Regions from separate parts of the Homo sapiens genome. Here region 1 is linked to region 2. A link is a contact called in ENCODE Hi-C or POLR2A ChIA-PET data. All regions are on one chromosome and are shown on one strand. Each heading gives the region's core, a stretch centred on a gene start or an enhancer-like site at or near the end of the contact. The rest is flanking DNA. Distances are from core to core; before and after follow the strand shown. Region 1 has its middle 80 kb from the start of LINC01436. Region 2 overlaps RUNX1 (RUNX family transcription factor 1).

What was found. A loop is a pair of places that touch in the nucleus more often than their neighbours do. ChIA-PET counts read pairs that join two places held with the same protein, here RNA polymerase II (POLR2A). Pooled maps may share reads with other maps.
Region 1: a map of left cardiac atrium shows a loop between it and region 2 (2.9-fold over the local background). The contact joins two enhancer-like sites. A Hi-C loop is called at or near these places in 25 of 168 maps with a recorded cell type or tissue (A673, B cell, CD14-positive monocyte and 16 more), 6 of 37 single-sample maps with no recorded cell type and 27 of 50 pooled maps. POLR2A ChIA-PET finds 5 or more read pairs at or near these places in 7 of 52 experiments (A549, AG04449, AG04450 and 4 more).

Annotation. Positions count from the first base shown.
Region 1 is chr21:35,923,823-35,927,143 of GRCh38, reverse strand. No RefSeq gene overlaps it. Among named protein-coding and RNA genes, the nearest start is that of LINC01436, 80 kb to the left of the region's middle. Within about 2 kb of position 1,528, at least 6 of the 41 ENCODE cell types and tissues checked have a DNase peak (open chromatin) inside an H3K27ac peak, as active enhancers do; they include endothelial cell of umbilical vein, where a contact is called at or near this core.
Region 2 is chr21:34,880,686-34,883,796 of GRCh38, reverse strand. RUNX1 (RUNX family transcription factor 1) reads left to right here. Exons shown (of 9, transcript NM_001754.5): 5 at 3,084-3,111. It overlaps RUNX1-AS1 (RUNX1 antisense RNA 1), which reads right to left. Exons shown (of 2, transcript NR_186614.1): 2 at 1-314. Among named protein-coding and RNA genes, the nearest start is that of RUNX1-AS1, 46 kb to the right of the region's middle. RefSeq lists a silencer at 825-874. Within about 2 kb of position 1,861, at least 8 of the 41 ENCODE cell types and tissues checked have a DNase peak (open chromatin) inside an H3K27ac peak, as active enhancers do; they include endothelial cell of umbilical vein, where a contact is called at or near this core.

The DNA of each region.
Region 1 (3,321 bases), core at 279-2,778, 1.0 Mb before region 2:
TGTTTGTTGTATTTTTTATTTTCTGTTTTCACAGAGACCATATTGCCCAGGCTGGAGTAGAGTGGTGCAATCATTGAATCACTGATCACTGTAGCCTCAGACTCCTGGGCTCAAGTGATCCTCCCACCTCAGCCTTCCCAGTAGCTAGGACTACAGGCAAGCACCACTATGCCCAGCTAATTAATTTTTTTTTTTTTTTTGTAGAGATGGGGTCTCACTATGCTGCCGAGGCTGGTCTCAAACTACTAGGCTCAAGCTATCCTCCTGCCTTAGATTCCCAAAATGCTGGGATTACAGGTGCGGACCACCTTGCCTGGCCTGTTTTCTTTTTGATACTTGGGGTGGACCAAAAAAAATCAATCATTTTCATTAAATTCAGTTGTGTGCTTGCCTTCAGATTTCCCTGGAAGCATCCACTGTCAGCCTCGAGGGAATTAATAGACCTACACCCTTGGGATAGATCAATGTGCCCTGAAAAATGTGTCTGGTTTGTTGTAATGCCACACTGGAAATAACAGAAAGGCTGTTTATATAGACAGTGGTCCAAGGAAGAAAGTGGGTCTGGATGAATGGCATCTGCTTATGTCCTGGTCTTGGTTACAAGACAGGCATCTCATCATTCCAGCCATTCTGCCTGCAGTCAGGATCTGTGGAGGACCCAGTGCCTTCAGAAAAGGTTAACAGAAGCTGCAAGAGGGCTCATCCATGAGTCTTCTCCGTTAAGCACATAATTCAGCTCATTAGACTTCAGGTTTCAGAATCGTGGTCTTTTTGTGATCTAAATAAGTTATGGTCTCTCTAATTGGACAGGATGTAGGGTGTTTTTGACAGCCACTGTTATTTTGCTCTTAAATACATACCAACAGGCTATTAATAAATAAATAAATTTAATATTAATTAATAATTAAAAATCATTAATAATTAATAAATAAATTATTTATTAATAATTAATAAATTATTAATAATTAATAAACAAATCACTTATTAATAAATTATTTATTATAATTAATAAACAAGTTATTTATTAATAGATTATTTATTATAATTAATAAATAGATTATTTATTATAATTAATAAATAGATTATTTATTATAATTAATAAATAGATTATTTATTATAATTAATAAATAGATTATTTATTAATAATAAATAATCTATTTATTATATATAAGAATGAATTAACAAAAATTCTCTGTGGCCATTGGTTTCCTGGTAGAACTCCCTCTTTTTCTTGTATCTACAGGAAATGTCTTTCTAGCTTGTGTGTATGTCTGCCAGGCTTGCCAGTTCGAAGTCGGCCATGGGAGGGGTTGTGTTCAGAAGCACACACCATGTGACCTGTCAGGCAGATCAAAGCAGGGATTTCAGGGCTGACTACAAGGGGAAATGGTTAGTAATTAATAAAAGGATGTGGAATTGGTCATGTTGACTGAAAGAGCCCAGAACCTTGGCGAAAGGCTCCCGGAGGCTGCCAAGATAATAAGAGTGGCTGAGCTGAGTTATGTATGGGTGAAGCTCACGGGTGTTAATGCCACTGGGTGAGGGGAGTGGTGAGGGGTGGAATGAGAGGTTTACAAGCTTGACGGATCTCACCCAGGCCCAGGCCTCACTGATTGTAAGAGTCTCTTCAGCTCTGGCCAGAGTTTTGGTTTGTTTTTAAATGGAGCTTTTAGGAGCCATTAAGGACATACAAAAGCTTGATAATGGTGTTTAACTCTGAGAGTCAAGCTGTGGTTTCTCATTGGCCATTTCTGGCTTTTCATGGCTTTATGTAAATATATTTCATTTCCAGATTTAGGATCAAAGAAACCTTTCTCTTGCACTTGCTCATTTTCTTCCCATGTGTGGTCTAATGCATCGATGAAACCAAATAAATCCGCAAGGGATGTGGGAGTCTGCTGGTGTCTCACCATGGCTGTGGCCACTGTACACCTTCTGGTGGTTTGGTGGTGAGGAGTAGCCTGTGGGAAGGGGAGGTGGCATTGATGACGATGTTGGGAAAGAGGGTATGAGAGGTGAGTCACATCTCAGCAAGGGGCTGGTGAGTATGTCTTGGCCTGTCTCAGCTAACAAAGTTGACAGCAGCAAGAGGTGGAAGGTCTGGATGCAGCTGTGTGTGCCTGTATGTGCGTATTCTTGGGAGTTGGCAGACAAATCATGGAACCTCCAAAGAAATTTTCCATTCATTTGTTAGGAGATTTCAGAGCTTATAAACTGCCTCATGGGTTTTGAAGCCATTTCCCCAAGAGGATGATGACGTTTGATCTCTTGTGCAATAGTCATAAATATCTCAGGACGTGATGTCCCTGTAAGGAGTAGATTCTGTTGGTTCCAACCAAGTGTCAGTGCAGTTTCTTAACTTCTCTCTTGTCCTTTGCCCCCCTTCCTTTCTCTTCCACCCTCTACCAACCTCCTGTAAGGTTAGTGCCAGGGACAACATGGCACCAAGTTGGGGAAGCATAGAGAGCCAAGTAGGCAGCCTTGATGGACTTTGCTGGCTCATCTTCAGTGGGTTACAGTGGAGTTTCTGACCTCAGGGCATATTTCAATCTCATGGGTAACATATATTTTGCACATTTAGAATAATTTGATATAAATATGACAGATGTTACGATAATAAGCAATATGAGCACTTGCTAATTATTCTTTGTCTTCATCTGTAATTTCAAAATGCAAAAGGGGTTGCAAGACTGATGTGGAGAGTGATAAATGGCCAACAAATGCTTGCTGGGTGCCATAAAGTTCTCTTTATGAAGAGAACTCCACACGCCTGTTATATCATTTGTCACATCATGCCACATAGTAGCACCCCAAAACTCAGTGACTGCAAAGGAGAACTCATTGTGGCTGCACACCCGTGGTGGGTGTGGCTGGGTGGTCCTGCTCCAGGCATCGCTCATTCTCTGCCTGGGGTTGGAGGTTAACCACGGGGTTAGCAGTGGCATGCTCTTCTGGTGGAGAGGTTTGGGAGGCAAATGGGAAAACAAAAGGCTGCTTCAGGTCTGGGCTGCCCTGGCAAACTCTCCTTCTGCCCACATGCCATCAGCTGAAGCAAGTCACATGGCCAAGCTGAAAGTCAAGGGGAAATAAAATGCATTCTTTGCACGATGAGGCTGGGCAAGGGTATAGACACAGAGAGAGGCTGAGATGGGGGCCAATCCTTCGGACCACAGTCTCTCTCTCCTTGCTCATTTTGGCAGATACATCACCTTACCGTTGTCAGGGATGGCTTCTATGAGGAGATGACATTTAAATTGAATTCTGGTGGGTCGTGGTGGCTCACGCCTGTAATACCAGCACTTTGGGAGGTCAGGGTGGGTG
Region 2 (3,111 bases), core at 612-3,111:
TAATTAGAATTGGTTTAAAATGCCAGTTTGGACCGTGAACAGGCTAGCCAAGAACAGTATTGGGAGGTCCATGTAATATAGAAGAGAGTTGATATTTGGCCCAACTTCCTGATACTTTAAAAACAGAGAAGTAAAACAAAATATGAGATATCTTTGGCCAGCAAGTCCCTTCTTGCCTGTTTGGTCTGTGTTAAAATGTAAATGTTTGTGTTTCCTTACCTATTGTTTATAGCTTTTCATTCCAGTTGTTTCTTTTTTCTGTTTGAAGTTAGATATTTTTACATTCTCTCCATATTGCCCATCAGTGACAAAACCTGTATCAAATTAGCACGCATGTTAGTTTTGAATTAAAAAGAAACTTTTTAAACCTGGCTTAAGTATGCTTGTTAACAATTGGACGATATACAGTATTAATGAATTGCCCTGGATTTACTAGTTCCCCTTTACCCACCCGCCTCCACCAAAAAAAAACCCTCAGAGATCAATACAAGGCCAAGTGAATGATATGTAGGTGCCCAAATATGGTTGATTCTGCTGCATTTAAAAAAAAAGAGGAGTGGGAGTTAAACTTCTAATTTTTTTCTTCTTAAGTTCCAACATCAACAGCCTTTTCTTATTTAGCCTCCATGATAATTTTATTCTATGTTTGTTTCGACTTGGCGAAGGTCTCCTGAATTTGCCAAATTACCAATGAGGATAGTATTGGAAAGATGAGAGAGGCACAGGCTTGGAGCACTGTGAGGGGAACAGCAGTAGGAGGCAGATAATTCAGAATACATTCCTGTAGTTATAAAAGAAGATTTATTTATTTTCACCTTTTTACAGATCCAGACCCAACAATGAGTTATTCAGTTTGAAACCCACGTAGTGGAGGCAGTCTCTGTATACCTGCTGAATGTTGAGTTACAATAGAGAAGCCTGGGTTACCACAGGGAGAGGAGGATGAGGAAGTAAAAATATGTGTTCAAAGAGGGCATTTCAACACTGTGAGCTAACTTTACAACGGGAAGTGAAAATCATGAAAAAAAGGGGAAAATTTGTTGTGAGAGACTAAAAAGAGCAAAATAAAGCAAGCCCATTTTTCGGGAATAGAAAAAAAAAAAAAACAGTAGCAATAACCAAATAACTGATCAGGGAGATTTATTTCCGTGATATCTTTTTAAAACAAAAAGGGAATTGTCGTATCACTGCTCTTAATTAAATGGCAACAAACACACTTATAATGGGAACTAAATAGCTAATTAGAGGGTGCTTGGGGAATAAATAGCAGAGTTTTAAAATCTCCTATATGGAAAACATGTCCAACAATTGGAATGAAAGGATTAAAAAGAGAGAAAAGGCCCAGACCTTGTTTGGCAGTGCAAGTTGGATAAAATAGAGGAAAATGCCTCCCTGCTTCTATGAGACTAGATTATCCTGGTGTAGTCTTGGGGTTGGAAGTATGTTCATCTCTCATAGTGAGTTAGTTCGTGTTCTGTGCCACAAGGACTGAAGCAGTTCTAATGAATAAAAACAATAGATAGTCATCTGGAGGCCACAGGGAAAGGGTGATGGCTAAGCAGATCATGAAAATGGGAATCTTGAGAAACATGACTTCGATATCATACAAGTGAGTCTATGGCAGCCTTTTTTACATATAGAAAAAGAGGCCTGAAAATATATACTACAAAAAATTATGTAGCAGTTATTAAGGTAAAAATTGGGAAGTAGGAGGCAGAGGAAGGAGTGATAACACTAGATTAAGGAATGCTTTACTGTTACCAATTCAAAAACAGCAACCAAAAATGATGATGTAATTGGAATGAGTAATATAAATGTCACTACTGACTTTACCGTAAAGAATGTCAGAAATGATCAGAATAAATACAGCTTGGGGCATTTCGATTTGAAGTTGTATGACTGCTTTGAAAAATAGAAACAAAGGAAATACAGCCAATAGTAAATGTCTAGACCAAGAAAATAGTTTCTAGAAGGCCTAAATGATAGCCAAGAAATTGATGCTATTGTACAAAGTATCTTTAGGTCATGCTTTTCAGAGTATTTTACTTTGGAATTCATTTTCTTAATTACCTGAGTATAAAAACATTTATCTACCAGTTTTCTCCAATAGCCCTGATAAGACTTCATACTTACTCAGTTACATTAAATAAATTCCTGGTCAAGATCAGCTGGGCTAGCAGAAAACCTCAGGCATCTGTGAGGACATGAGTTTACACACGCTGAGACTCACAGATACAAAAATGCAACCCAATTCCACCCCTGAATTGAGGGGAGTGCATAGAAGTGAATGTCCCGTCTTTCTGAGGTCTGTTGATTTTGTAATTAGTAAACGAAGGGTGCATTTCTGATTTTTTTTTCTTGTGTGCTAGAATTCATTGCTAGTAAAACTCAAGATAATAGCGATGAGTAGGAGGTATCAAAGATGAACTGTAGAGGGACAGTTTAAGTTACTTAAGAATCGTCAGCAAGATGAAATCTACTTTTAGCAGAAATTGGGTTTTTTTGTGTTTTTTTGTTTTGTTTTATTTTCTAAAAGTAAAGTCTGCACCTTGTTCAGCCTGTTAGTGGAGGTCTGAGCAAGTAAAAGATGGGTTGGATTATAAACTTACAAACACAGGATGTTCTGTTTCTCAAACGGGAGAAATTAAGAAGAGATGCTTGTATTCAGGAGACGGCATAGCTACTCAAAATCCTTGATATCTTGCTATGGTTAGTCTTGTTCCAACTGTGCTATGTGACCTACTATGGCTTTATGAGGTAAATTTAGTATATGTGTCACTATTTGAAAATTTACATATAGTTATACATAATGTATTAGGTTGGTGCAAATGTAACTGCAGTTTTTGGAGTTAAAAATTGCAAACACTGCAATTACTTTTGCACCAACCTAAAATATAATAAAAAAGTGTCTTCTCTTTATAACTTTTCTGTTGTTTTGCTTAAGTTATCATTGCTATTCCTCTGCAACCTAAAAAGAAATCATTGAATATACATTTAATTTTAGAATAATCACTACACAAATGCCCTAAAAGTGTATGTATAACATCCCTGATGTCTGCATTTGTCCTTTGACTGGTGTTTAGGTGGTGGCCCTAGGGGATGTTCCAGATG